Linked DNA regions of Homo sapiens: region 2 is linked to region 1. A link is a loop called in an ENCODE intact Hi-C map of the cell type or tissue named here. Cell type or tissue: ovary. All regions are shown on one strand. Links, peaks and the distances in the headings refer to the core of each region. The heading gives the core; the rest is flanking DNA.

What was found. A loop is a pair of places that touch in the nucleus more often than their neighbours do. Peaks named below come from ENCODE experiments on the same cell type or tissue, not always from the same donor. Only the 100,000 strongest peaks of a DNase experiment are listed, where the experiment ranks them.
Region 2: a loop joins it to region 1, with 2.0 times the contacts of the local background. A loop is called at or near these places in 5 of 110 quality-filtered maps.

The regions. Positions count from the first base shown.
Region 1 is chr1:114,275,006-114,290,153 of GRCh38, reverse strand. It overlaps the pseudogene MRPL57P1. Among named protein-coding and RNA genes, the nearest start is that of SYT6, 130 kb to the right of the region's middle. In ovary, for the core only: a CTCF peak has its summit at 7,156 (motif pointing right); a DNase peak (open chromatin) is centred at 7,153.
Region 2 is chr1:114,144,460-114,159,607 of GRCh38, reverse strand. SYT6 (synaptotagmin 6) reads left to right here and starts at 5,739. Exons shown (of 8, transcript NM_001253772.2): 1 at 5,739-5,998. The coding sequence starts at 5,836. RefSeq lists a silencer at 2,727-3,021 and enhancers at 3,951-4,564, 13,352-14,064. In ovary, for the core only: no CTCF peak of the experiment used is centred there; DNase peaks (open chromatin) are centred at 5,180, 5,935, 6,367, 6,797 and 1 weaker place; H3K4me3 peaks cover 2,014 bases; H3K27me3 peaks cover 1,296 bases.

The DNA.
Region 1 (15,148 bases), core at 3,325-11,324:
GGTGGGTCTGCCTTCCCTAGCCCAGTGACTCAAATGTTAATCTCCTTTGGCAACACCCTCACAGACGCACCCAGGATTGATACTTTGCATCCTTCAATCCAATCAAGTTGGCACTTAGTATTAACCGTTACAGGGAGCCGGCTCTGCCCTACTCCCAGCTCAGTCCTCCGTGTCATAGGCACCCTCCTGTCTCAGGCCTTCACATATTCTCTTCCCTCTGTCTGGAGAGCTCTTCCTCGAGTACCTGCCCCTCTGCATCCCTCTCCTCCTTCAGGTTTTATGCACATGTCACCTTCAGCGTGAAATCTCAGCTGACCACCGTTTTAACATGTGCAGCCCATTCCCCACCCCGCCAAATTCCCCACCCCCTTTTTCTGCTCTACTTTTTTTTTAGTGCCTATCACTGCCAACACTACATATTTTACTTATTTTATTTAAAATGCAAGCTCCATGAGGAATTTGTGTCTGTTTTGTTTATTTCCATATTCCCAGCACCTACAATAATGTCAAGTACATAGTAGGCATAAGAGAAAATACATATTTATTGGATGGACAGACAGGGATTGACATCACTGATGTGTGAGGAACAGGAGTTCTGAGAGAGCAGCTGAACACTTAGCGGAGGCTCCAGCGGGGACTGCCAAGGCAGTGTGGAGACCTCTGGAATCTCAATGTGGAAGCAGCTGAACGATGAGCCGCAGCCAGATGAACTAGGAAGGATGCTGTAAAGTTGATCCCAGAATCGCGGGTGCAAGGGGAGAGGGAATAATACTATGTGTCTTACATCCTACCCGGGTAATATTCTAATTCCACGCAGCTTCCTATGTGCGGAACTGAGCCCCCACCCAGTGCCTTTCTCACCCCCAGAGTGGAAAGGGGCCCGTGCAGGCTCAGGACTCTTGGTATTTCTCAGAAGATTAGTTTCTACTATGGAAACCGGGTAGTTCAAAAGCATAAATCAACGTGCTGTTTTGCAGTTTACAAAGTACTGTTGTACGATATAATAGCAAAATTGCTCAGAGAGCAATTATATTATCTCATGCAGTAATATGTATATTTATTGAGCAATTATCCTGTGCTATGTGATTTACCTACAGTATCTCCTTGGACTCTGACAGGTTATTATTGTTATCCCCAAGAGTGTATTCATCCAATAACATTTATTGAACACCTACTATTTGTCAGGCACTGTGCTATGTATTGATGCTGTAAAACTGTATTGGTCTTGCTTCAAGGAATCTACGTTTAATGAAGGACAAAAACACACAAAAAATCAATTATTGCAGCCCTATCAGCCCAAGGTGATATGTGTTATGGAGGGCAGTGGAACAGGAAGAGGTACAGCTACATCACAAGATCCACAGGAAAAATGAACTCACAGCCTTTTTTTTTTTTTCAATTACTTTCTGGGCCGGACAAGCTGGCTCATGATTGTAATCCCAGACCTTTGAAAGGCCAAGGTGGGAGGAATGCTTAGGCCCATGAATTTGAGACCAGCCTAGGCAACATGGTGAGATCCTGTCTGTTGAAAAAGGAAAGAAATAACCAGGCTTGGTGGTGCACGCTTGTAGTTCTAGCTACTGAGGGGGCTGAGGCAGGAGGATCACTTGAGTCCAGGAGTTCGAGACTGCAGTTAGCTATGATCATGCCACTATACTGCACTCCAGCCTGGGTGACTGCAAGATCCTGTCTTGGAAAAAAAAAAATCCTACTTTCTTCTTCCTTAATCATGTAAGGCTCTTTGTTAATTTCCTCCTTTGACTGATGAATGGACTTTTCCAGGGAAGTCAATTAGTCTACAGACACTATTTTTATTTACAATGACCAGAAATCAGGTTAGGTTAGAGGCTGTCCCTGGGGCTGGTTCAAGGGAGGGTGATGGAAAATCTTGTGTGTCACTCCTTTCCCTTTCAGAGTCTCTCCAAAGAAGTCTTTGTTGCCATCATGCAAGATTTGAAGTCTCTTTTCAGGGGGATCAAAACCCCATAAATCTACCCACACACATAGACCCTAAGAGTCTTATAAAGATACTGCCTCTAATATCTCAAAGTGGGGAGTGGGCAGCCCAGAGAATGCAGAATGATATGCTGGGGAAATGGGAAGCAAATATTGAGGTGTCTGCTACTAATGTTTTATCTAAAAATGCGAAAAGAATTAAGCTTCACTTAATATACAGGTTGATGCATGCATGCTTGCTTGGTCTGTCTGTTGCTCCCATGTCACATACAGACCTCAAGGGGTATCCTGAGGAACACTGAGTGTTACAGTTTGACGAGTCGCTCATTGGCTTTCAGAGTATTGTAGCTTATTCGTGCCACTTGAGAGGATGGGCAAATTGGATTATTTAGTCTTAACTAAACAAATCCTCACAAAACAGAGTGGCTTAAGAAGAGCTCTACAAAGAAAGGAGTGTGATGATAACACCCACAATGCAAATGCAAATAAACAACAAGAAAATGGCACTGTCCCTAATTCAAAAGAAGCTCATTGTCAGACATATCATGAGGTTAGAAACCATAACAATCTAATCAGATCAGACAAGATGTTGACAAAAACAAGTTTAGAAGTTATCAAGGGGACAGTGCCTTTACTTCCATTGGCATTTGTGATAAACCTCATCCTAAGTGTATATGAAGCCTTGAGACATTGGCTAATAATAGAAATGCATCAATATAATAAGATAATAATATAGATAAGTAAATACACTATATTGGAGTGTATGTTCAACATTTTTGCTGCTACGGTTATATGATTTTTTAAAAAATTGAAGGCCTCTGTTTTAGGGACCTAGCACTGCTTTAACAAGTCTCGGACCTTTAAGTTAATATTCACTGTCATTTGGGCAGAACTGAGGTAGCAGGTGGGACTAGACTCTGGAGGTGGGGCTCAGACACAGGACCAAATTGAGGACTACCTAAAACAGGTGCAGTGTGGAAGCACTTCTCCATAAGACATGAAAACCAGTATGCCATGTCAGCTTACCATTGCCATGGCAACACCTGAAAGTTATCACCCCTTGCTGTGGTGACAACTCCACAGAGGCTACTACCCTCATCCTAGAAATTTCTGCATAAACTGCCTCTTACTTTGCATATAATTGAAAGTGGGTACGAAAATGATGGCAGAACTGCCTCTGAGCTGCTACTCTGGACACACTGCCTGTGGGGTAGTCCTGCTTCGCTGCTGCTGCTATACACTGCTGCTTCAATAAAAGCTGCTGTTTAACACCACCAGCTCACCTTTGAATTCTTTCCTGGATGGGGCCAAAAACCTTGGGCTAAGCCCCAATTTTGGGGCTTGCCTGTCCTGCATCAGAACCAGGTGGCTAGTGTGTATAGACCTAAGATCAAGGGCTTGTTGCTTATTCACTTACAAGCTGCATTTCTTAAACAACACTATCAGAATGCTGATGTTCTCTGAAAAGCTGTCCTGTGTGCTGTGAGCCTTTGCAAAAATAAATCATATTTTATAACAAATAACCATTTTATACTGTACAATAGTGGAAAATACTGAAATGTAGTTTTATAAAATCTTTTCTTCATGTTGTGAAATTTAACTTATAAAGTTTCCTGTCGCCCATATGTATTATTTTTGTTTGTGTCTTTTCTTAATCTGACAATGATTTTTCTTTTGGTGGAAGAAAATCTGCATAGCTACTCCACATGTAACAGTGTTGCTTGGTGAGTCATGGTCGCAGAAAGTTTAAGAAATGTTCCTTTAGAGCATGTGAATAAATCTTGCCTCAATCAAATTCTTTTTCCTGCAGCCTCCCCTGCTGGGCTCCCTTCCTTGGCCTCTGAGCCTGCTGCTTGCCTTGACCCCAAGTTCAGAGGCTCCCAATGACCTGGCCCTTTGCTGTCTTTGTAAGGCCAAACCTAGGGATGAGCCTCTTCCTCACAGGTTAGGGGCTTTCACCACCACCTCTGGGTCTCAGAAGGTGAGGAGTGAGAACAGACCTCTGAGAATGGGCACCCCTGGGACCTTGTGAACAGGTGCTGCTTAGTTCCTAGAGGAATTCAGAGGGAGAACTGCATGGCTGGCTACCAGCTCCTTGCCTCAAGATGCATCTTTCCAGGGTGGTGGGTAGTTCAGTGGCGAGTCGCTCAAACCGGGCTCTGCTGTTTGGACACGTTACTTAGCTTCATTGTATGTCCGTTTTCTCATTTGTAAAATGAGGATAATAATAATGCCCACTTCTTGGACTTCTTGAAAATGAAATGAGAATCCTATAGTCTAATGCACTTGGCCTGATACATAGTAAGTTGTCAAAAAATGTGAGCTACTGTTATTATCAAGCATTATTTACTTATATTCAGTCCCCAGCTGAATAATGGGAGAGAACTTCATGGCTAATGTAAAATTGGACTTTGACCACACCTACTTAGAGGGTTGGCACTTCTCCCTCCAGAAAATAACGGGACCTCATACAATTTATTCTAAGTAGAACAACTTAAATATAGTTTATAGAAATGGGATTTGGGAGCAGACAGATTTGGACTCGAACACCAGCTCTGTCACATGTTGCCGTGATCTTGGGCAAGTCACTTAGCTGTTGTGGGCCTCATCTGTGCAGTGGGTATTTGCACAGTAATACCGAGTTGTGAGAACATGATGTAAGCACAGGATTCAGGAGAGTGCCTGGCACTTAGTGGGATCTCAATATCTTGTCCCTCTCCCCTTTTCTTAATAGCCATAATAGACATTGATAGAAGAATTAACATTTGCTTAATGCCTACTGTGTGCCATGCACTAGTTAGGATTTTATAATCTTACATAATCTCCTGTATTCATTAAAATGATGTAAAGTATATATCAATAACACAATTTTGTGGATGAAAGAACTAAGTTCAGAAAATTTAAGACCTTTTTCAAAGTCAATAACTTGACTGCAAAAGTCCATGCTATTCCTCCTTCCCACTGGCTGCACCATCTCAGATCTCTGGACCAGCAAACACTATACACTATTCTCCTCTAAAGGAGAATACCTAGTTTCACCTCTAGTTCCAAATGTTGGTAATTAAACCAGAACCAGCATGAAGGAGTTGTTGTTTGGAACTTTTACCATAAGCCTGCAAGACACTTAATGTTACCAGCACAGCCCCTGGTAAGGGGAATATGGTTTGTTTCCCTCCAACCCCTAATTACTGTGACTTCCAAGACATACTCATCCTTGCCAAAGCTTCTCTCTAACTCTCCTCTTATCAACACAGTGATGGGCCTCTCTAGTTGATCCCTTAGGGGTGGAAGATAGGGGCACAGAACCTTGCTGTCAGGACTTTAGACAATGGTTCACAGGCTATCACTGATGAAAGTTTAGTTGGCAATCCAGGGCAGTCTTCATCAAGAAGAAAGATGGAAAGGTAGCCCTCTGTAATAACCACTAGCTGTTAAATTTGACCACCATCTGAAATTGATAATCCCAGACTAGCTGGATCAGTTATGGTCAACTAAAATTTATGTCACAGAGGAGCCCCTGGGAATGGTGCAGGGCAGCAGGTGTGGGAAGGTGATGAGCACAGGACCACATCGGAACCCAGGCAGGTCGTTCCACACTCCCAGCATGGTTGCAAGACAGAAGCCCCAGACAATGTCTTTTCAAAAATAAAGATACCTTTATTTTCTTCTGATTTTAAAATAATGCATGCATATCATTATTATTTTAAAAAATCAGACAATATGAAAAGGCTTAAAGAAGGAAATGAAAATTCCACTCTTAATTCTGCCACCTGGTGATAACATTCTGTGTAAATCCCTCCAGACTTTTTTCTGTTCTAGCCCCCCACAATTGTTCTGAAAAAAAGCAACCTTTCCAAAAGCATATAGATTGATGTTGCTATATTTAATGGAATTATGATATTCCATTATACAGATGTGCCATTCCATTATAGAGATTCCATTATAGAGGTGTAATATTAAATATAGCCATTCTTTTCTTTTAAATTGTTTCCAATTTGTCATTATTATAAACAAAGCTGTAACAAACACCCGGTACATTTTTGGTATTTCATCCTGTGGTTAATCCTGACACTGAAATTCCACAAGATTTCAGGAATCTCAATATCACTTATGTATAAATACTTAAGAAATTATGGCTGAAATATTCATTTATTCACTCATTCACTCAATATATGTACACGTGTATATATATATGTGTGTGTATGTATATATACGTGTATATATATACGCGTGTGTGTGTGTGTGTGTATATATATACGTGTGTGTGTATATATATATATACACACACACACATATTGGGTGACCATGATGTTCCAGACACAAACCTATGTTCTGTGGATATGCAGTGAATAAAACAGGCAAACTCTCTGCTCAGAACACTCACATTTAAAGAGGGGAGACAAATGATGAAATAAATGACAGTGTGTTAGAAGGTTGCAAATGTTAAGGAGAAAAATGAGGCAGAAAAGTGTGGTTTTCTCTTATAGTCATTCAGTATTTGTTCCCTGTTCTCTGTCATCATCATGCTATTTAGTTTTTCACTAAATGCCTGTTAAGTCCCTATGCTGTGCCATAAACTGTGCTAAGTATTGGGAATGGGGTGGAGAGTTGTGTGGAATATGCGCCCTAGCATGGACAAGCCCACATGTCATCATTTTCTTGCTCGTGACTTCACCATTTCATATGTGTATATTTTGTCTTCACAACTACATTAAAAGGTCTTAGCGGGTAGGAATCCGTCCATATTCTTTGTGTTCTCCTGAGCTTTTAGTGTAATGTTTTTGTACAGAGTTAGTGTTCAATAAATGCTTGTTCCATACTTGTGACATAGAAATAATGCAAGTGGTTTTGAGAGATGGAAAACTGGGTTCTGATAAGCCAAGAAATGGGTAAAAAAAAAAAAAAAAAGCACTGATTAATACCCAAGGTTAATGAGAAAGCTAGCTATTTAGCTCATAGAATTGGCATTTAAAAAAACTCGTTCTAAATCATGTGCCATCTAATCAAATATAGTGATATAAGTATAGTAAATATAGTAATTTTAGCAAATGTTGTGCAAATCTGGCTGAATAAGTAATACTATTTTTTTAATAGAAAAACACAAACCAAGCAGAGAAGCATGCTGGGTTTTAAGCCGGCTCTGTGTGGCTCATTTACGCTGTACCCACATCCTACTAACACACACCCAACTCTGCCTGCAGGGGGAGCTCCAGCACTCATTTGAGTCCCAAGGCCTTAGTTGCAAGGGACTGTCAACCCTCCCAGCAGTACTCGGTTTTGAACTCTCTCCCATCGTCCTGGCTAGCAACCAGCTGTTTGATCTGCCATTAAAAACAACAATAACAACAACAACAACAACAACAACAAATTTTTGCTATCCAAATGTAGGTAACTCTAAAAGTATGAAGTAGTTCAGAGTTACGACTTCGGCTTTAGAGCTATCATGATTGAATACCTAATATTTGTCAGGGATTGTGTCCTGCATGTTACATATATTATTTCTAACTCTCAAAACAAACTTGCAAGAGGGGTCCTATTATCCTCACTATTACCCTATGCAGACAAGGACTCTGCAGCTGAGAGAAGTTAAGGAACTTGCCTGAGGTCACAGTGTCAGTGGTGGAGGCAGGTCTGCCTAAATTAGGGCCTAAGCACTTCTACCTTGCACTCTGCTCTCTGTAGCTGCCCTTATTTACCTGTTTATTACTTGTTACTATCATCATTATCATCAGATTATTGTTACAGTTGATGTCTTTCTGGCAGAGGCAGTGCAGTTTTTTTTGTGTGTGTGACCTGGGCACACTTTGTTTTTTGACATGGTGCCTTGCTCTGTTGTCAAGGCTGGAGTGCAGTGGTGGGATCACAGCTCACTGCAGCCTTCACCTCCCCAGGCTCAGGTGATCCTCCAACTCCCTGGGCTCATGTGATCCTCCCACTTCAGCCTCCTGAGTAGCTGGGACTACAGGCGCATGCCACCACACCTGGCTAATTTTTTGTAGAGATGGGGTTTTGCCATGTTGCCCAGGCTGGTCTCAAACTCCTGGGCTCAGGCTATTCTTGCAACCCCCGAGATGTGGTTTGGCTGTGTCCCCACCCAAATCTCACCTTGAATTGTAGCTTCCATAATCCCCACGTGTTGTGGGAGATAATTGAATCATGGGGGCGGTTTCCCCCATACTGTTCTCGTGGTAGTGAATAAGTCTCACAAGAGCTGATGGTTTTATAAGGGGTTTCCCCTTTTGCTTGGCTCTCATTTTCTCTTTCCTGCTGCCATATAAGATGTGCCTTTCACCTTCTGCCATGACTGTGAGGCCTCCCTAGCCACGTGGATCTGTGAGTCCATTAAACCTCTTTTTCTTTATAAATTACCCAGTCTCGGGTATGTCTTTATCAGCAGCGCGAGAACAGACTAAAACACCCTCCTTGGCCTCCCAAAATGCTGGGATTATAGGTGTGAACCACCGCACCTGGCCTGTTTTTTAATTTTAAGACTAGTTTTTTAAAGAGTAGTTTTAGGTTCACAGCAAGACTGAGAGGAAGGCTCAGAAATATCCCATACCTTCTTCCCCGAAACATGCACAGCCTCCCCCATTATCAACATCCCCCACCAGAGTACACCCTATACAGAGTACACCAGAGTACACTGTCATATCGTTATCACCTAGTGTTCATAGTTTACATTAGAGTTTACTCTTGGTGTTGTACATTCTATGGGTTTGGACAAATGCATAATGACATGTATCCACCATTATAATATCGTAGAGAATAGTTTCGCAGCCCTAAAAATTATCTGTGCTCCACCTATTCATCCCTCCCTCCCTGTAACCCCTAGCAACCACTTTTTTTTAACTGTTTCCATAGTTTTGTCTTTTCCAGACTGTTATATAGTTGGAAATGTACAGTATGTGTAGTCTTTTCAGATTGACTTCTTTCACTTAGTCATATACATTTAAATTTACCCATGTCTTTTCATGACTTGATAGCTCATTTATTTTTAGCCTTGAATAATATTTCATTTTCTCGATGTACCACAGTCTATTTATCCACTCACCTACTGAAGGACAGCTTTTGACAACTGCAAATAAAGCTGCTATCTACATCTGTGTGCGGGATTTTGTGTGGACATAAGTTTTCAACTCCTTCAAGTAAATACCAAGAAGCATGATTGCTGGATTGTATGGGAGGATTATGTTTAGTTTGTACGAAACTGTCTTCTAAAGTGGCTGTACCATTTCCCATTCCCACCAGCAATGAATGAGAGGTCCTTTTGCTCCACATCCTCACCAGCGCTCAGTGTTGTCAGTGTTCTGGGTTTTGGCCATTGTAATAGGTATGTAGTGGTATTTCATTGTTTTAATTTACATTTCCCAATAACATATAATGTGGAGCATTGTTTTATATGCTTATTTGCTATCTGTATGTGTTCTTTGGTGAGGCATCTGTTAAGGTCTGTGGCCCACTTTTTTCTTTTCTTTTTCTTTTTGGTAGAGACAGGTTCTTGCTCTATCACCCCAGAGGGAATGCAGTGGCACCATCGTAGCTCACTGAAGCCTTGAAGCCTCAATATCCAGGGCTCAAATGAGCCTCTCGCCTCAGCCTCCCAAGTAACTGGGACTAGAAGTGCGTGCCACCACTTGTGAATCAATTCCTTGCCCTAGCTAGGACTTCAAATACAATGTTGAAAATGAATAGTGAGAGGAAACATCCTTGCCTTGTTCTTTATCTTATTTGGAAAGCTTCTAGTTGTCACCGTTAAGTATGATGTTAGCTATAGGGCTTTTTGTAGATTTTTTTTTTTATCAAGTTGAGGCAATTCCCCTTTATTCTTAGTTTGCTGAGAGGTTTATCATGAATTGGTTTGGGTTTTTTCAAATGCTTTTTTTACATCTACTGATAAGATCGTGTAATTTTTCTTCTTTAACCTGTTGATACAATGGATTACATTAATTGATTTTTGAATGTTGAACCAGCCTGTATACCTGGGATAAATCCCACTTGGTTGTGGTGTATAATTATTTTTATACATTGTTGGAATTAATTTGTTGATATTTTGTTGAAGATTTTTGCATTTATATTCATAGAGATATTGATATGTAGTTTTCTGGTTTTGCAATGTCTTTATCTAGTTTTGGTGTTAGGGTGATGCTGGCCTCATAGATTGAGTTAGGAAGTATTCCCTCTGCTTCTATCTTCTGAAAGAGATTGTTCAGAATTGGTATCATTTCTCCTTTAAAATGTCTGGTAGAATTCATGAGTAAAACCATCTGCACCAGATGCTTTCTGTTTTGGAAGGCTAATAATTATTGACTCAATTTCTTTAATAGATATAGGCCTATTCAGACTGTCTATTTTTCCTTGTATTAATTTTAGCAGATTGTGCCTTTCAAGGAATTCATCTATTTTATCTAGGTTATCAAATTTATGGGCACAGAGTTGTTCATAGTATTCCTTTATTATTCTTTTAATGGCCATAGGATCTGTAGTGATGTTGCCTCTTTCATTTCTGGTATGTGCCCTTTCTCTTTTTTTCTTAGTCTGGCCAGAGCCTTATTGATTTTATTGATCTTGATCCTTTCAAAGAACAAGGTTTTGATTTCATTAACTTTCTCTACTGATTTTCTATTTTCTATTTTATTGATTTCTGCTCTACTATTTATTTCTTTCCTTCTGCTTACTTTGAATTTAATTTGCTCCTCTTTTTCTGGTTTCCTAAGGTGGAAGCTCAGATGATCTATTTTAAATCTTTCTTCTTTTCTAATGCATGCATCTGATGCTCTAAATTTTCCTCTAAACACTGCTTTCATGTGTTTTCCTCTTAACTTAGCTAAAAATATTTTTAAATTTCTTTTGAGATTTCTTCATTGACCCATGTGTTATTTAGAAGCGTGTTGTTTAGGGACTCTTCCTGTGGATGCAGGCACCATGTCCTTGACTGCCCTCCTCTGCTGCAATCACATTTCTGGTAGGCAGTGGATCAGGGAAGCACCAGCAGCTGTGAACCATGTGGAGAAACACTACTGGCCGAGCATGCCCTACCTGACTGTGGGACAAGAGTACAGCAGTGCTGAGGTGCACTTGGCAGAGCCCTTTGAGGCTGTGAAAGCGGCCAATATTTCCAAGTTGCCTCTGTATAGATAGATTTGTTATAAACCAGCTCAGTCATCTCAGTGTCAACAAGAAGTTGTCATCTTCTTGTTGAATCATCAACACCTTGATGGTCACCTTGAATCATCGTCATTCCTTGATTTTGTGGATCATGGGGTTGCCATGTCTTTACCTGGTCTGGTGCTGAAAAACTGTAACTGCTATAAAAATGTGAGGCTTTGGACCAGAGTCTTATTAAAACAAATGTGAGCATAGTGGTCTGCATATGGAATATCTAGGGCTCTAAACAGATGAATACTTAAAAGTATAATTAATGTCCTATTGTTTTTCATTTCTTTACCCTGACAGGAAGATATCAGGGATTTCCTGGGTCACAGATGATATAAAACACATTTTGGATGAAAGCTGCAATAAAGCTACTAAGTATAATTTGGGATTTTTTTTTAAGTATGAGATAACTTCATGGGGGCTTTATCATGCATTAGTTTGCTTATCTTCTGTCAAGAATAACTGGCTAAACTTAAATAGAAATGTGAGGTTCTTCAGTTACACATTCTCCTAAAAATAGCATTTTCTTCTGGGATTTGACTACTAAATGAAGACATTTAAATGAAGTAAAAGTTATTTATCATAACTTTAAAAAAGTGTGCTGCTTAATCTCCATATATTTGGGGATTTTCCAGAGATCTTTCTATTACTGATTTCTAGTTTAATTCCACTGTGATCTGAGAGCAGGCATTGCATGATTTCTATTCTTTTACATTTGTTAAGTTGTGTTTTATGACCCAGATTGTGGTCTGTCTTGGTGAGTGTTCCAGGTGAGTTTGAGAAGAATCTGTATTCTGCTGTTGTTGGATGTAGTCGTCTGAGTAGTCTGTAGACGGTCATTATATCCAGTTGATTGGTGGTATTTTTGTTGTTGTTGTCGTTGTTGTTTCTAGAGAGAGGGTCTCACTCTGTCACCCAGGCTGGAGTGCAGTGTTGTGATCATAGCTCACTGTAGCCTTGAACTCCTGAGCTCAAGGGATCCTCCTGCCTTAGCCTCCCAAATTGCTGGGATTACAGGTGATGGTATTGTTGAATTCAACTATGTCTTTATTGATTTTCTGCCTACTAGTTATGTTCATTCCTGATAGAGGGGTGTTGAAATCTCCAATTATAATATTAGATTCATCCATTTCTCCTTGCAATTCTGTGAGTTTTTGCCTCAGGTAGTTTGATACTGTTGTTAGGCACACACACATTAACAATTGTATGCCTTCTAGGAAAATCTACCTCTTTATCATTATATAATGCCCTTCTTTAACACTGATAACTCTTCTTGCTTTGAAGTCTGCTATAACTGAACTTAATATAGTTACTCCTGATTTCTTTTGATTTATGTTATCATGATATAGGATGGATTCTCCATCCATTTACTTTTAATCTACAATCGTCTTTATATTTAAAATGGGTTTCTTGTAAAAAAAATATAGTTGGATGGGGTTTTTTGATCCATTCTGATAATCTCTGTCTTTTAATTGGTGCATTTAGACCATCGATGTTTAACGTGATGATTGATATAGTTGCATTAATACCTAAGATATTTATTCCTGTTTTCTTTTTGTTGCTCTTGTTCTTTGTTCCTCTTTTTGTTGTCCACTCTTTTTCTGCCTTTTGGGGTTGTAACTGAGCTTCTTATGTGATTGTATCTTCTTTCTTAGTGTATTAGTATGCAGTCATGTGCCACATAATGATGTTTTGGTCAATGACAGACTGCATATATGACAGTGGTCCCATAAGATTATAATACTGCATTTTTACTGTACCTTTGCTTTGTTTAGATGTGTTTAGATATACAAAACTTACCACCATGTTACAACTGCCTACAGTATTCAGTCACATGCTGTGCAGGTTTGTAGCCTAGATAACAAAATAACTCTAACTCCTTCCCCCAATCCCTTGAATCATTGTTGTCATTCATTTCATTTCATCATACAAGCATAATAAGCATATATGCATAAGCATACATAATCAAATACATTGTTGCTATTAATATTTTGAACAAACTGTTATGTGTTAGGTCAATTAAGAATAAGAGAAATAGGTTGGGCACAATGGCCAGCACTGTGGAAGACCGAGGCAGGTGGACTGCTTGAGCCCATGAGTTCAAGACCAGCATGGGCAAAATGGCAAAATGCCATCTTTACAAAAAGTACAAAAATTAGCCTGGTGTGGTGGTGTATGCCTGTAGTCCCAGCTACTCGGGAACCTGAGGTGGGAGGATCACCTGAGCCCAAAAGGTTGGGGCTGCAGTGAGCTGAGATTGTGCCACTGCAAAAAAAAAGAATAAAAATAAAAGTTTTTATTTTATCTTCATTCATTCCTTCTTCAGTGCTCTTTCTTTCTTTATGTAAACCCAAGTTTCTGACTTACATTATTTTCTTTCTCTCCAAGGAACTTCTTTCAACATTTATTGCAAGGCAAATCTATGGCAACAAATTCCCTCAATTTTCGTTTGTCTGAGAAAGCCTTTATTTCTCCTTCACTTTTGAAGGATAATTTCACAGAGTACAGAATTCTAGGTTGGTGGGTGTTTTTCTCTCAACACTTTAAATATTTCACTCCTCTCGTCTTGCTTGCATGGCTTCTGAGAAGTTGCATGCAATCCTTATCCTTGCTTCTCTATAAGGAAGGTGTGTTTTTCTCTGGTTTCTTTCAGGAGTTTTTCTTTATGTTTGGTTTTCTGTAGTGTGAAAATAATATACCTAGAAGTTGTGGTGTTTTTTTTTTTTTGGCTCTGTTTTATGGCATTTATCCTGCTTGATGTTCTCTGAGCTTCCTGGATCTGCGGTTTGGTATCTGACATTAATTTGGGGGAAAATTCTCAGTCATTATTGTTTTAAATAATAATGTCCTTTCTGTCCCTTTCTCTCTTTCTTTCCCATTATGTGTATTTATACCTTTTGTATTTGTCCCATAGTTCTTAGATATTCTGTTCTGATTTTTGTCGGTATTTGTTCTCTTTGCATTTCAGTTTAGGAGTTTTCTATTGTGGTATCCTCAAGCTCAGAGATTCTTTCCTCAGCCTTGTCCAGTCTACTAATAAGCCCATCAAGGACGTTCTTCATGTCTGTTACAGGGTTTTGTTTGTCATCTCTGGCATTTCTTTTTGGTTCTTTCTCAGCATTTCCATCCCTCTGCTTTCATTGCCCATCTGTTCCCACATGCTGTCTATTTTATCCATTAGCTCCCTTAGCATCTTACTTATGGTTGTGTTAAATTCCTTGTCTGCTAATTCCAACCTCCCTGCCGTATCTGGTTCTGAGGTTTGGTCTGTCTTTCCACACTGTGTTTTTTGCCTTGTAACTTTTTCCTGATAGCTGGACATGATATGCTGGGTAAAGGGTACTACTGTAAATAGACCTTTAGTATTGTGGTGGCAAGGTTCAGGCGAGAGGAGAAGCATTCTAGCACTGTGAGTAGGTCTCAGTCTTCTAGTGAGCCTGTGCCTTGATTGTGTGAACTGCTCCTGTGCCTCTTAGTCCCCACACCCCCCTTTAGTGTGACAGGAAGATTGAAGTGGGCTGGAATTGAGTATTTCCCTTCCCCCAGGTTAGCTAGCCTTTGATGAAACTGCCAACAGGTTAGGCTCTGGCTAACTAGTTTCTCCTGAGGGCAAACCTTGTTAAGAAGAGCAGAATGCTCTAGAGTGTTCCCAGTGGGTTCCATTTCTCCTCTCAGAAACACAAGGGCATTTTTCTCTGATATGTACTGTATGGGTCTGGTAGAGCTCCTGGGGGTCAAACTCACAAATGCATGGGGCCCCTCCCCATGCCTAGGCTCCCCTGGAGTTTATAACTCTCAGACTTTTCCACACTGAGCTTCCAGCAGTTTGTCAATTACAGTTCTGCTTTTGCTGCCCAGCGCTGGTTCCTGCAGAGGTTTGTGCTTGTGAGTTTCTATTCTGGTGTGTTGTGACTCTTCGTATCTGCCGGTCTCTAATTTTAGGGGCAATGGTTTGCCCAGTGACTTCACTTCTCTTATGGATCTAAGAAGCGTTGCTGATGTTTCAGTTTGTTCAGCATTTTACTTGTTGCTAGGGTGG
Region 2 (15,148 bases), core at 3,368-11,367, 130 kb after region 1:
GTAAACAGATTTGTTCTCTCCAGGGACTCCAACACCTCAGTTCTGTAGGGGGCTTCAGTCCACTGACCCAAAGCATGCTCTGTTGATTCTTCCTACCTGAATTCTGTTGAAATCAAGAATTAAGACTTCCTAGTTTTGACAGGGCCTTTTCAGGTTTGTTGTTTTAATTAGTTTTGGCATTTTATCTGGTTTCCTTTCATTAGTGGAACAGCCAGAGACCTAAGATTGCAAACTCTCTCCAGGCTCCTTGGGGAGAGCTCCAATCTTTGGAGTCCTGGTCTTACAAGAATCTTGGCTTGGCCCTTTCCTGGAAGCAGGGCTCTGACCACAGGACACAGTCCAGGCACAGAGACACCCCAAGCTGCTCTCTGAGGAGTCCTACCTCTGTCAAGAGTGAAGCAACCAAGCACATATGGAGCCATGAAGCTGTCTGGCCCCAACCCCGTATTTTATCAATGACACCATCTTTCCTCTAGACCAGTAACTGGGTCCAAGAGGCAACTGAAATGGCTAAGGTCAAAGAGCCAAGAGCATTGCAAAGAGGCACAGGAAAAAATCTTTCACTGCATTGTAATTTATTTCTAAATTTTTATTTATTGTAAAGGCAATTTTAAAATATTGTAACCTTTTGTAAGAAAATAAGAAAAAGTATTCACATCCCCACCATCTTTCTGCCGCATGGTGAAGAAGGAAGGAGCGCTGATCTGCTGTCTGAAGGCCTGAATTCCAGTTCTCTGCCATCTCCTCCCTTGTGGACTAGGAACCAGTCACTTAATCTCCTCATCTACTAGATGGATGATTAGGATCCACCCATTGTGCCTCTCAGTATTTTTGTAAGAATTACATGAGATAAATTCCTTCTGGACAATTTGCAGAGACTTGCCCCATGGAAGAATACAGGTTAACCTCTGAATAGTGTACCTGCTAAATTTTCCTCTACATTCTGAAAAAAGGAAGAAAGGGGACAGGAACCATCATTTAACACTTGCCATGGATCAGTCACAGTACCTTCACCATTTAACCCAACTCATGTAATCCTTGCCTTGTACACTGTGAAGCAGGCCCTATATGTCCCGTTTTACAAATGAGGAAGCTGAAGTTCAGAGAGCTAAAGTATAGCACCTAAAGCAATCCAGTTGGTAAATAACAGACCCAGGATTTGAACGCAGATCTGTCCAACTCCAAAGCCGTGCTGTTTCTTCTGTACAAGGTCAGTGAGAAGAGGACTATTTGGCTCCCTTCCTAGCCCTTCCATTCTGACATCATCTTCACTTCTCAGTAATGGAGACAGACCTCGACCCACCATGGTTAGGCCTAGCTCTAAAGTTGTTTGAAGGATGATACTGCCTTCTGACCTTCAACCTGTCTCTGCTTCCCCGAACTCCAGCCTGCTTTTGTCCACAAAGCCAGGCTGGATGCAGAAAACATTGTCCAGTCTTCCCAAGTCTGATGTGGAATATTGTGTGCTTGAGCAGAGAGCACAGAACAGAGATGAGACTGCTGAAATAGGGGAGGAATGGGAGAGAGGCAAATATACCCTGGTTCAGGATGTTTGAACTGCCAAGCATATTTCTTGGAATAAAAGCAAGAATGGACGCTTTCAAAAAGCACCTAGGCATTGACCTTGAGCTCTGCAACGTCTTCTGCATCTTCTCAGGTAAGGAGGAATCCCTGAAAACTCTGATGATGGCTTGGGACAGCATGATTTGCAGAAGTCACCCAGCTTTGGCTAGATTTGCTATCTTGGTATGGGGGCTGGGGGAGAGAGTGTCATCTGCAGGAAATACTGATAAAGCTGTTCTGGCTGAAACCCCATAGGGAATCCATAGTACAGTTTATTCCAAATAATGATATGAAGTTATACCCTCAAATACAGGACCTCAACTTGATTCTGCAGTAGACTAGGTTCAACTGATGTTTGTTTTTTTGAGTAAATTAACACTTCTGCAGAAGGCGGCTACATGCCTCAGTAAGCAGAGGATGGGGGAGGTGGGGAGAAGAGACCAGGGGCCCTCAGGGTTGGGTCAGAGCCTCCTTAGCTTCTATCCACGTGGCAAAGCTGTAGGTGTGCTTGTGTGTCTATTCCTCTGTGTCTCTCCCTGCACGTCAGACAATCCAGCTACAATCGTCAGACTGCTCCCTTTACATTTCTGCTGGGGACTTGGAGGGAGGAGGGAATGGGGAAAGGGCTCCCTATTTAGAAATTGCATTGAGATGGAAAGACAATATGACACATCGGCTCATGTCAAAGGAGCTCATTCTTCCCGCCTACAGCATTAGCAATTTCCTACCAAGGTTCAATTTTTTTAAAGAAATTATTATTTGGTTTTAATTTATTTTATTTGCAACATAACTCAACAAGACATTGCTGCTCAGAGCAGAGTGGGAGCCTGCCCAAGGGCAGAGACTTAAGTTGGGGGCAGGAGATGAGCACATTGGCTATTTCCGAAGAGAGGAGGGCATAGGAGTGGGAGGCCTCTTGTTTCTGTCTCAAACCTCCTCTCATTCTGCCTCCCATTCCACCCCAGCTCCTCTTCCTGCATCTGAGAAGTCTGGTCTGGAGGTGCCCAGACTCGGGATGCTCCATGCATGGCTGTAGGCGCAATGAGAACGATGGGGGAGGGGGAGCTGAAAGTGAGTTGGCCTCTGTAAAACCACCCTCAGCTTCAGAGCCAGGAAAGGCTGCCTCCCTCCTCCCTTTGCCCCAGCCTCCTCTTTTCTCCCTCATGTAAAATCCTAGAGTGCTGTTGCTGGAAGGAGCCTCAAAGAGCTCCTAATCCAACTTCACATAGGCACACTGAGCCCCAGATAGGGGATGTGACAGCCTCGTGGCTGCTTTGGTGCACCAGCCCTGAATCCCAGCCCTCCCAGGCCCTGTCCAATGTACTTATTTGCCACCACTCCATGCTTAACTGTCTCTGCTCCTGCTTCTCTCCTCCCCACCCCTAAACCCAAACTCAGAATGGGATTTCTCTGAGAGATAGAATTGAAGGGCAACAATTCCACTTCTTTCCACCTCTTTCCCTCTCTGGGTTTGAGTGGGACCCTGGATCCTCCCTCCCAGCTCTTGGTGGGACCCTGGGACTCTGAATTTTATCTCTTCATATGGGAAGAAGCAAAGGTGTGTTTGGGGGTTGGGTTTGCAGGGCAAAGGGGTTTGAGAGACAAAAAAGTTTCCATCATTACATGAAGAATTTTTCTGCTTTGTGGCTGGTTATGTGACCACAGTGGTATCAGCAATTGACCTGGGGGCTGGGGGAGGTAGCGGGCTAAAGAGGACAACTAGGGTGAGGCTTTACCTTAATGTCTCCTTCTGAATGTGTGTTTCTTTACCTGTACATCTGTCTCCCTGTCTGTTTCTCTGTTCTCTATTTCCTATAACTGTCTCTCTGTATCTCTGTCTCATCCTCTGTCTCTCTCATTTGTATCTGTCTCTTGCCTCTATTTCTGTCTCTGTTTCTTTCTCTCTGTCTCTCTCATCTCTGTCTCTCCCACACACGCTAACTCCTACAATCCAACTTCAATAGCTATTGACTGACCCAGGGGCCCTAACCTGTTTCTGCAGCCCTATCAGGGCAGCAGCTCCTTCACACTGCTAGATTGAGAAATGCCAGGTCCGGAGCTGCTGCCGGGGCGCCAGAGACGCTGCAGAAGCGCCTGCCGAGTGTGGAGGCTGAATCCAGGAACAATGAGAAATTATCTGTTAATTCTCGGCTCCTGCCACCTGCTCTGCTCCAAACAAGCTCCTTTGCCTTCAGTTTAGATGCAAATTCCCCCACTCGATGTAAGCAAAATATTGATTTCCCTGCATCACAGGTCTGGGCCCTTGGAATGGTCCTGTGTTTTTTCATTCTCTGCAAAGGCAAAACAAGGTGCTTTGTTCTGTGAATTTCCCCCAGGAACTCGCGAGGGGGAGGGAGAAATAGCAGGGGAGTGACAGAGTTGCCATAAACACGGGCAAAGAGCAGTTCTCCATTTGTATTTTACATAAACACAAACCTGCCACTTGGGAAACTGCTAATAAGCGTTTAGCCAGAGGCTCTTCTGGGTGCTGAGATCTGCATCGGGTGATGGAAAAGAAATTAATGGGGCCTCTAGGCTCCTCAGGTGGGTTTTCAGAAGCACCAGGAAGGCGCATAGGGATGCCAGAGCCCCACTTGTTCTTGGAACAGCAACCAAACACCTCCAGCAGGAAGGCAGCCCGGATTGCACAGTATCGCCTGCGTCGTGTCTGCTTGGTCCCTGCCTGAGTTCCTAGCCTTCTGCTATCACAGGCACAGGGGTCAGGGTGGAAGCTGCGAACCTTCAACAATTGCCTCTCCCTCGTCCCCTAAACTTATGCCCACGCGATGGTAGCACCAACTGGGTCTTCAGCACCGTGGACAGAGCCAGGGGGCGCCTCACGGTGGAAAAGCCGCCTGGCTGGGCCAGGGTCCTCACAGGCCTTGCCTTAGCCCTTGGTGCCCCAGGCACCAGCTGCTAGGGGATCGCAAGTCCAAGGGCCGGTTGGCACAGATGGCGCGCAGTGGAGACCGCCAGGAGCTAAGGCTCCGAATCTCCTCCCTCCGGAACGTGAGTCACTGCCCGAGTCACTTCCAATAAGCGTGTTAATTAAGAGGCAAGACCTTTCTCCCTCGCCAGCCACTCGGGCATACACCAACCCAGCAGCCTCCAGGGGCTGCAGCTAAAGCTTCCTTCCCAGCTCCGGGAGAGCAAATGGACCTGAGTCTGGGGCTTCAGGCGAGCCCCACACAGAAGGGGCCCCACCGCCGACAGGTGTAGATCAAGAGACTCCCGAGATAGGCCCCTGCAGGGCGCTGGTCCCCCGGCCTCCCTGACCATGGCTCACAGACTTCCAGCGCTGAGTGAGGCAGCTCGAAGCCTCTCAGCCGATCTGTTCCTGGGCCTCACTCCACAGTTTCTGAGGGGATCTCTACTTTAAGTCTAGCCTCAATCCTCCCGTTGAGCTTTCTGTCTTTCTTGTTATGCTTAGCAGAAAGATACATGATCTCTGGTGCTGTTTCACCGAAGCAAGGAGGTGGGTCGGCGGAACTGAGCGCCCTGCGCCCTCTTGAAATGACCCCCCATTCCTGTTTGCCAGAAACTTTTCCCTCCCGTTGCCATGGAGAGAGACGGCCGCTGCCTCCCGTCGCCATAGCAACATGCGGGTACCGCGGACCGCAGGATTGCGGAGCTCGGAAAGTCTTGCAGTTCGCATCGCCCGCCTGTCTTGGGGTCTTCTACCTCCGAAGCTGGGACTCGGGGGCCAGTCTAACTGCTCCCGTCAGGAACCTCGGCCAAGGTCCTCCCAGACCCTGCCTGACCGTCGCTCTTTCTGTTACGGGGTTATCTATTTCTCTGTCATTCGTGTGGCATGTGGCAGTTTACCCAGTGTTTTCACAAACACGATCTTTCTATCCCCAGGGAGTCCGTGAAGTACTTAAAATCATTACACCTCCTTTACGGAGAGGAAAATTGAGGCTCAGAGACGCCCAAGGTCACACCAGGCAGTGAATGCGGAGTGGGAACCCGGACTCTTTCCTGGCCTTGCACCCTCCGAGATTCGGGACAGCCCGGCTTCCCGCCTCGAAACCCCCACCCCCCGGACTCAGGCCAGTCCCTGAGTGTAGAGGGGGCGGCCGCGAGGCGCCAGACTCGCCAGCTGCCGCGGGATGCCACGTGAGGGGCGGGGACCCTGCGGGGAAGTGATTAAAAGCAGAGCGGAGCCGCAGGGGGCCGCTGCAGGGAGGGTCTTCTTGGGGCCGTCGTGCCCCGCCCCAGTGCGGCCGGGGCGCGGGTTCGAGCTGCTGCTCGGCAAGCCTGGGTGTCTAGGGCATGAGCGGAGTGTGGGGGGCCGGCGGGCCTCGGTGCCAGGAGGCGCTCGCGGTCCTCGCCTCGCTGTGCCGGGCCCGGCCGCCCCCTCTCGGGCTGGACGTGGAGACTTGTCGGAGCTTCGAGCTGCAGCCCCCAGAGCGGAGTCCCAGCGCGGCAGGCGCAGGTAACGGGAGACCCAGGGCCCCCTCCCTTCCTGGATATCCGTCCTGCGATCTCCCTTCCCCAAAGCCCCGGTCCCAGGAGCCCCAGAACCTAGAGAGAACTCCCCAGCTCGGGATTCTGGATTGGGAGCCAGCCTCGTCCAGCCCTCTGGCCCATCGCTTGCACAGCCAGGAGAGACCCGAAGGGGAGCGGAGGTTGGGGTAGAAGCCCCCGGCCCTCCTGTATTACTACTGCGGAATGCGGGGGACCCCGCAGACAGCCAGGCTCCCAGGACGGGGCACCCTTGGGGCTTCAGTTTCCCTCGCATCTCCAAGCTCGCTCTGCGGGCGATTTGCCAGGAGAGGGGTCCATGGAGAGAGCGGGAGACGAGGGGCGCCCGGCTGAGGAATAGGGCTTGCCTCCTAGCGAGTGTCGAGGTCCCCGGGTCCGTGCGTCGGTCTGTCCGTCCGTTTGTGTGTTCTCGCGGTGAACGCGGGCGGACCCCCAGTCTCTCCGGGAGAAACTTGGGTCTGCGGCTGGCACGAGGTCTTTGTGTCCGGGTGTCTCTCCGGCTGCGAGTGGTTTTCCGCGTCTCCGCTGGGGGGCGGGGGACAGGGGGCGGGGTGGGGGAGGGTATGAGGGTGTTGCGGCGTCCTTCCCCCACCCCCTCTCGCCCCTATAACTCGCTCCCTCCGTCCCTCTCGGACTCGGACTCGGGGCCGGTGCGCGACTGAGCTGGCGCCTCTAGCCGACTTTGCCAAGAGGGCGCCTCCTGCCCGATCCGCGCTGACCCTGCGCGGGACGCAGCCCCAGGCGGCTGCCTAGCCGAGGCGGGAGCCCGAGCTGAGTCGAGCTCGCCGGAGCGGGTGAGTCCCGAGCCCGATCCCCGCCGGGCTGGACCCTGGCGCGCAGCTGCGGCGTCTCCGGGGAGTCGCGGCAGGGGGAATGGCGTGTCGCGCCCTGGCGGCGGGAGCTGCGGGAGGGTCGGCGACGTGGCGGCCGGCCCAGGGTATTTACCTGCTGCACCAGTGCCCGGCAGCCACGCTCGCCGGCTGCCGCGGGGCTTCTTTGTCCCGATATCTGGAGGGTCCGGGGCGGGAGGGAGTACTGGGTCGCGTCCCCTCCATGGGGGAGGGGCTGGGGGAGTGAGAGGCCTGGAGATAATGCGGAGTGGGGGTGGGGAGATCCTGCAAGGACCAGGACGCCGGGGTTCCAGGAGACTCTGCAGGCTCCATCCCTCCTTATTCCCCCACCCCGACCCCAGTAGCGCTGGGCCTAGGAGCACTCGGGAGTTGCTCAGTGGCTCTGCACCGCTGGCGCGGGAAGGGGAGAAAGGGGCTGCCAGAGGCGGGAATTTGGTCCCCACGCGCTGCTCCAGGGACGAGAAGCCAGGGACCGGCGGTTCTGGGAGCAGGTACAGGTGGGGTAAACTCCCCAGCGGCTGCAGGTCCCAGGGTCCTGTTTTCTTTCACTTGAGGTTAAAGGTCGTATATAGAGGTAGATACCCGTGAGGAGCAGTTCGGGGGAGGGGGCGGTGGGCCAAGGGGAGGCTTGTGTGTGTGAGGGGGCTGTATCCAGCCTTGGGGTGAGCGGAGCCCACCTGAGCCCTGTGAGGGTCGTAGGAGGCGCTGCTGTCCCTAGTTGTGGCAATGTTTAGTCAATGGTTTGATCACTGCAGCAGAAGGGACTGAGGTTAGACATAAAGAACTTTTAGAGGGTGGTACAGAGATGGAGGTTGGGGAAGTTGATTCCCTGCCTTGGAGATTCGCAGAACACATTAGGCCTAACAAGTTATTATTATAAGACTCTGGTTCTCTGGTGCCATCCCCTCCTACACCACGCATACACACCAGACACAGAATTTTCCCTATCAGGGAGCCTCTTCCTGCCTCTCCCTACTCCCCAGCTCCCTTCCGTCTTTTCCACCAATGATCCATCTCCAGTGGAGCCTTAATGCTGGTCCTGACCCTCAGAGCCTAGAGGGTGAGAACATACCTGTGGAGTTCCATCTGGGATGGAAGCTGACTCTCCTGTCTGTTCAGGGCAGAAATGCTGGGGGTGACGGTGGAAGTTGCTGGAAGTGGGGCAGGGCTGTATGTGTGCAGCACATCTTGGTAGGGGGAGGCACAGGTGTTCTGACTCCACAGAGATACCCATAATCTGGAATGACAGGTGCCTGGATGGCCAGGTTGAGGGTGAGAAAAGCCTGAGGGGTGAGAGTCGGCAGGCCCAGATGAATTACTATGCCTTCCCTGCAGGCTGCATCAGAAGATGAGTTCTAGTTGTTAGCTCAGGAAAACTTTAACTTTGGCTGCTGAGTCACAAGTCCCAGGAAGCCCAGGGTCCAAGCTGAGAGGCTGAAAGGGATATGGGGAGGCAGGAGCAGACCCTTTGATCATAGCAAGAGAAAGATAGTGGTTGAGAGTGGCCTTGGGATTTTGAGAATTTAGGTGACCAGAGGGTCTGGGGAGATGCCATGGAGTTCAGGACCAGGCCCCAGCTGTTCCGCCTCCCAGCCTGCTCTCTGGGTCCAGATTCTCCAACCAGCACAATGCTAGAGCTTTTCATTTGTTGCAGTTTTATGAAAAATGCAAGTGGCTAGAGCAGGCCCAGCTCTGTTTACCATTTTATGTTTTCCCTTGACTTCTTCCTGTTCTAAGTCTCTAGCTTACAGATTTCTAGTAACACCCTGAGACTGAGATTCAGACTCCACTGTCATTTGCTGAGACTCCTCTATAGGCTAGAGTCTGTGCTAGGAATTGCACAGGAAGTCTCAGTTAATCAGACCCTGACTTGGAAACACCTGTACACAAACTGTCCAAACTAAAAGCAAGTTTCCCCTTTTTCTTTAAAAACTCTGAAGCCATAGGCCTGCTATTCTCCTTAATACACCCCAAGTGAACACTAATAAGCAGTTCTCCACCTTTCATTGTGTCATTTGCCTTGTAGAAATGAATGAACTTTTTCCATAAGCCAAGCTGCAGAGGTTTAGGTATGGTCAGCATGGGTTCTGGACTTAAGGTAGCAAGCAGAGGTCCAGAAGTGCTCCAGCAAATGCAGAAACCTGACAGGAGACCTCAAGCTTCCCTGTTTTTCTTAGGCTGGCAGCCGGGAGTGGTTAACTCCAGTTTACTTGTGGCCATGAAATTTATGTGATGTTTGTCCTTCTCACTGGAAGGATGGAATTCTGCAGATTTTGCCCTTTTTGAGGAAAGGTACAATGCACAATCCTTTAGAACCCAAGGAGATGATATTCTGACTAGTGTGTTTTGAGCTTTAGAGTTCTAGAAGCAGGGTCCAGTATCTAAGAGTTGTAGAGCCCTTAGATTTATAGTTCTAGAAGTTTTCTTCTCCCTCTGACTTTGATGAGAACGTCAAGTAGGGATGGTGGTTTCAGTATGTGTCATCCCTCTAAGCTCTGTACAAAAGACATGTTCTCTTCTAACTGTCTGAAGTTTATCTTCCCTGTCCACAGAGTTAGGGGTATAACATGTGGCTGCAAATAGTGAGGAGTGGCATTGAGGCATCTGGATCAAACCAGGTTTCTTTATGGTCTGTATAGGGTTGTCTGGAGTGGGGAAAGCATGCTAAGACAAAGTTCCGACTAAACTGGGTGGCACCCTTTCTATTCTTGCTTAGGAAAAGAAGCCTCTAAGGACTGAGTCACACTTAGGAACTGAAATCAGAGGAGTCTCTGAAAGTAGAAATAAACAGGGGCATCCAGATCTGGACCCTCCAAGTATAATGACACAACCTCATCCCTCCCTTCTTTCTTCTAGGAGCACTGAACTCTTTCTTGCTCCCCGAGGACCCAGGCAGACCCCTCCTCTCACTAGTTGCAGGTACAAACAGGGAGAGAAGCATAGAGGGAAAAGAATTTCTGGCTGTCTGCCCTCCACCTCCATCACTCCAGCCTTGATCCCACATTCAGAAGGGCCACATGCCCTGACCCCTCAAGCAGAAAGGTACAGTTACCATCCACCAAACTAATAATATTAATAATTGTTAAATTAGTGCCAATGTTCTGTTAGCTGTAACACTCCACATTAGTCTCCGATTTAGCTCTGAATCCCCTAATGATGGTGGAAGTGAGCGCCCAGTCATAAAGCTTGGTGCGGCCGTAATTAGCTTGGCATTGTCTCTCCTCATCACAGCTTTTTCAGGAGCATTAATTCCTTCTCTGTTTGGACTCTGCTAATTATCCCCATTGGTAGCTCAGTCTGGATCTCTGAAAGAAGCAAAGGAAGCAAAAGCCCTCTGCTCCCCTCCCCCCAGCCCTGAATTTTAATTACACCGGTTCTCCTAATAAACTTACAAGCCCTGGCAGAGCTTATTATTAATTATTAATGGGCCACGTCTGAGCCTCAGTACAGAATAGCTCTGTTCTCCCAACACACACACACACACACACACAATCTCTCTCTCTCTCTCTCTCTCAGATATTCCTCAGGTACACCTTTTCCAGAGGCCACTGGTTACTTGCCTGGTGGCTGGTGGGCAACCTGAAGTGTCAGCTTTCCAGGGAAGAAGATGGGGCAGGTGGTCACCAGGCTGGTCATAATCTGAGTCTCTGGGGCTCTGTCCAGGTTCATAGGGTCAGGCCAAAAAGTGGGAGTATCCCTCCCATCCTCTCCTGAGTACAACTAAGAAATGCCTGCCCCCACTCCAACTTCTCTGTCCAGCCTGGGACTCCACAGCTCAATCTGTAGTCCTCCCAGATACGTGATTCAAGAGCCCAGATTTGGGCATCAGCAAGTCCTAGGTTCAAATCCCAGCTCTTCTCCTTAATGCACTGTACCCTTGAACAAGTTACCTGGTTAACATCTCTATGCTTAGTTTCTTTATCTTTAAGGGTGTATACCAATTTCTTAGGGAGGCTAGAAAGGTTAAATTAGATAATGTAAAGGGCATAATGCTCACTATGTATTAATAAATAAATAAATAAATAAATAAATAAATAAATGATATTATTAGTATTTTATGAGTGGTTCTGCCCAGAATCTCTTCTCTTCCCAGGCTAAACGCTCTTCTTCCAAGCTCCTGGGCCTCTGCGTCACTTGCTCCCTGGCCTCTGGGCTGTGCTTTGTCTATGTCTCTGTCTGTGTCTGCACGAGAGCTCCTTGGCCGAGGCAGCTCCTGCTCTCCCCAGCCTGAGCACTGACCGTTTCTGAGGGTCCACCACCAATTCCAGGCCCTGAAGCCAGCCTTCTCTGGCTTTGGGGTGAGTAGGGAAAATGGTTCTTTCTTTTTGCTTCCTCTTCCCAGTTTATCTCTTCAATTACAATCTGTTAGCAAGAACGCCTGTTACTGTTACAAAATGGATTTTTCTGATGTGGGAGCCCATTAGAAAAATGGGAACAATAGCAAGCAATAAGAATTGCTGATGAATTCTAACACTATGGGTGGAGAAGAGGGGAGGGGGCACTAGGGCTGTCTTTGGAGAAAGAAGTGTCAGTGGGGGAAGATAAGAAAGCCCTGAGCTGCTATTTAATAACCCAGCATTTTCTGGAAGAGGAGGGAGACCATGGGCCATCACCCCAACCAGACAGTCTCATTTAAGGTGACAAGCAGATCCTATCCTGATGGCCTTGAAGGGGATCTCAACTTCCCAGGAGAGAAGAGGGGCCTGACGTCCCTCAGATTCTTTGTCCTCTGATCTGGAGTCTCCCTTCCCTGCCTCAAAGACTTAGCTTAGCTTTGTGTCTGTTCTGTATACACAGTCAACTGTTATCCTCCACCAAAAAACAAAACATGAAGAATAACAGCAGCTTACATTTTGGGGACATTCACTGTGTACCAGGGCCTGTGCTCAAAGTCTTAGCTTATTTAATATTCACAATGATTCTGCAAAGTAGGAATAATTCGAATCCTGACTAAATAAAAGAGAAAACTAAGATTTGGACAGGTTAAATAACTTGCTCAAGGTCACGCAATTAGAAAGCAATGAAGATGATACATGCTGTGCTGTCGGTCATTCTGGCACTGCCGCCCACCTGAGATGTCCATCCTGTGTCTGAGCACCTGTGAGTTCAGTTTCACAGCCAGGGCTAGAAGCCATGTGCCCCTGTACAAGGCTATGTCACTGGGGTGTGATCCCAAAGCCTAGTTCCATAGCTGTTTTCTCTCCCATGAGACTGCTGGAGAGTTGGCTACTATGGTTTACCAAATCAGGTGCCCATGAAATACTAGAGCTCCTCTGATGCCTGAATGAAAACATTTTACAATGAATATTGAGCAATAGGCTTCTTTTCCCCAAATTTCAAGAAATTTTTCAAGAACATAGGATGTTCTCAATTATAGGTTTTTCTTCCATGATCTTCTTCTTACTTCTTTGGAATTCATTCCTGTTCACCAGCTGGCTGGTGATGGTAACAACAAAACAACTGAGGAGGCAGCAAGCAAATGAGTATTAGCAGGAAAAGCCTGGAGATGTGTGATCTGAACCATAGTTTGTGTTACGTCTCAAGATACAGACGGACCTGGCTATGTCCAAAACCATTATATTATTTCTGCTAGTAAGATTGTTCTTGGTTTGTAAAGACAAGGTTAAAGCTATCTCTGTTGATTAATGTTCAATGGTTTTCAGGTGTTCTGCCCATTAAACAAATTTCAAAACTAAGGACTGTTTCAAATTGGGCTGGGCATAACTAATTCTAATAAAAATAGGTGATATTTATTATATTGCTTATTACATCTTAGGCACTATCCTCAACAGTTTTGGTCTCATTTAAACCTCACAATGACCCTAAAGGTAGATACTATTATTACCCCCAATTTATAGATGAGGAAACTGAGGCTGAGAAGTGTTACATAGTTTGCCAAGGTCACAGTTTAAAACTAGTAGAGGTAGACTGTTAGTGAGGCCAGTCTGACTTCAGGGCAATGCTTCCTTCTCTCTAAGCTGAAGAAGAAGTAAAGAAGAAGACAGGGAAGAAGCATCCAAATACCTAGGAGGTACTTTCTCTTTTTCAGTGCTGGGCTGAGCCCTCTCTCCCTTACTGGAGGCTTACTTCTAGCTTTTCCTGAAGTGAACGTGTGGTGTAAATTGGAAGAGCACTGGATCAGGACTCAGAAACTGGCAGAGTTGCCCATCAAAGTTCTAGCTGCCTCAAGGGGTCAAAGTTCAAACAAGATGTGAATGGGAAAAGGGTTTTGAAGGCTATTTGTGCACCTGTGATTTCCTAGGGGACATGTCCCAGTGGGTTGGCCCCAGCAAGCCCAGAGTGGGAAGGCATACAGCTTAGGTTATCTGGGCCTTTATGCAGCCCTTAGGCTGTACAGAAGCCTACAGCCCTTTCTAATCTCAATGTAACTTAAACTAGGAGATGAGGGATGTCTGAGTTCAAGGCCACATACAGTGATTTTAAATGAGCTGAATCTTCTACAGTCACCTCCTCCCTGCTGCCTGCTTCTGGTCTTACTAGCCTTGCTCACCAACCTTGCATCTCCTGTGAAGACAAACCCACTCAGTGTTTGAGACCTAATTCTCCTTGCACTGCCTGCCAGTGAGATGTCAAAAGCCCAGGCTCCTCTAGTCCTGCAATAAGATTCTTCAGGCATAGGACGGGCCTCCTGGTCTCATATAACCAGTATTGAGTGCTGGGTGCTGATTCCAAAAAACCATGCCCTCTGCCTCCCCTAATCACAGCTCTGAGGGAACAGCAGCTGGGGGTCACATGGAGAGGCAATCTAAATAGCAACCACACCAAGGAAAACCTCATTGTCCTGCCCCACCCCCTTCTCCTACCTCTCTTTTCATTTACGAATTCAATTATTTGTCAGGCTGAACATTTAAATGCACTCTATGCTCTCTAGATTCCCCCTACTCCCCTTCTCATTAAAATTCTAATTATTACCAGAACAAGTAAGATGTATGATCAAAGGAAAGCAAAGCCCTAGAAACACCTTTTGTTTTGAGGTGACTCATATTGCAGAGAATGCATCCAGAACAGCTGTAACAGAGAACAGATGTGAAGGGCTAGAGATGGCCAGATATGTAGAATAAGGACACATATAGCTGTGGTGACTTCCCTGGTGAGCCCACTAGGATAAAGACCTGAAGAAAGAGTCTCCAAATTATTTAGATCATGAACTCATAACAGGTTAAAAAAAAAAAAAAAAAAAAAAAACTTAATACCTCCAATATATGTTTTTTTGTTCCCAAGTTACATACATGTTCCACAGAGGTGATACTTCAGAACCAGACTGGCTGGGTTGTAGCCCAGTTTCACCACCCACTAGTTGTGTGACCTGGGAAATCTATTTAACCTTCTGTGCCTCAGTTTCCACATCTGCAAAATGAGGATAATAATCATACCTTTTTCATTGGAGAGGATTAAATGAGTGAATAGATATAAAGCTCTTTGAACCTTAGACATAGTAATGTTGAATAAATTGCCTAAATCTAATAACATGCTATTATTCCTATCAACCTGTATATTAAAAATTTGATTTCTTTTAAAGATTATAAATATTAAAATGGCTTGGTTTTTTTCTCTTGTGTCCACCTGCCCCGAGCTTCACCCCATTGGAGACACCACCACATTGGAGACCTTTAGTATAGAAGTTGACTTAGAATGAGCTTTCCCGGTGTCTGGCAGTCTCCAGGTGAAGGACTACCTCCAGCTCCTTTGGCCAGGGAAAGGCTCTAATGTCCCTGTGCAGGGAGCCAGGTGTTGGGAAGGCTTGGGAAGGGGGTGGTGGTAGGTGGCTCAGGACTTGAGGATTCTCTGCTATTATTACCTATTCTCGGAGGTGATAACTGATCTAGGCAAGTAACTTGCAGCAAAGGAATCAAAAGGCAGTGCTGGCTTCCCAGAGAGAGTGGCTGATATCCTCAACTCCTTCTTGGCCCCTGATGTGGGATCTCTTTCCCTGGAGCCTATGTGCTGTGGGAGTACCTGGATCCCCTTAGCAGGGGACTGGGCATTCAAGCCTTGCTCAGAACTTGGCACATGGCAAGTACTCAGTAAATGTTGCTTGACCTTAATTGAAATGAGAGCTAATTACAGCCTTCTCATACATCATTCTTTCAGTCACTCATTCATTCCATGTGCCAGTTTCTATGTGAGGCCCTGAATCAGACAAAGAGGAAAAACACGTGTCATAGTAGCCTACAGTTTAACCAGAGACAGACAGGTCAGGGCAGAGGAAAGAGTGCCAGCCTGGGTGG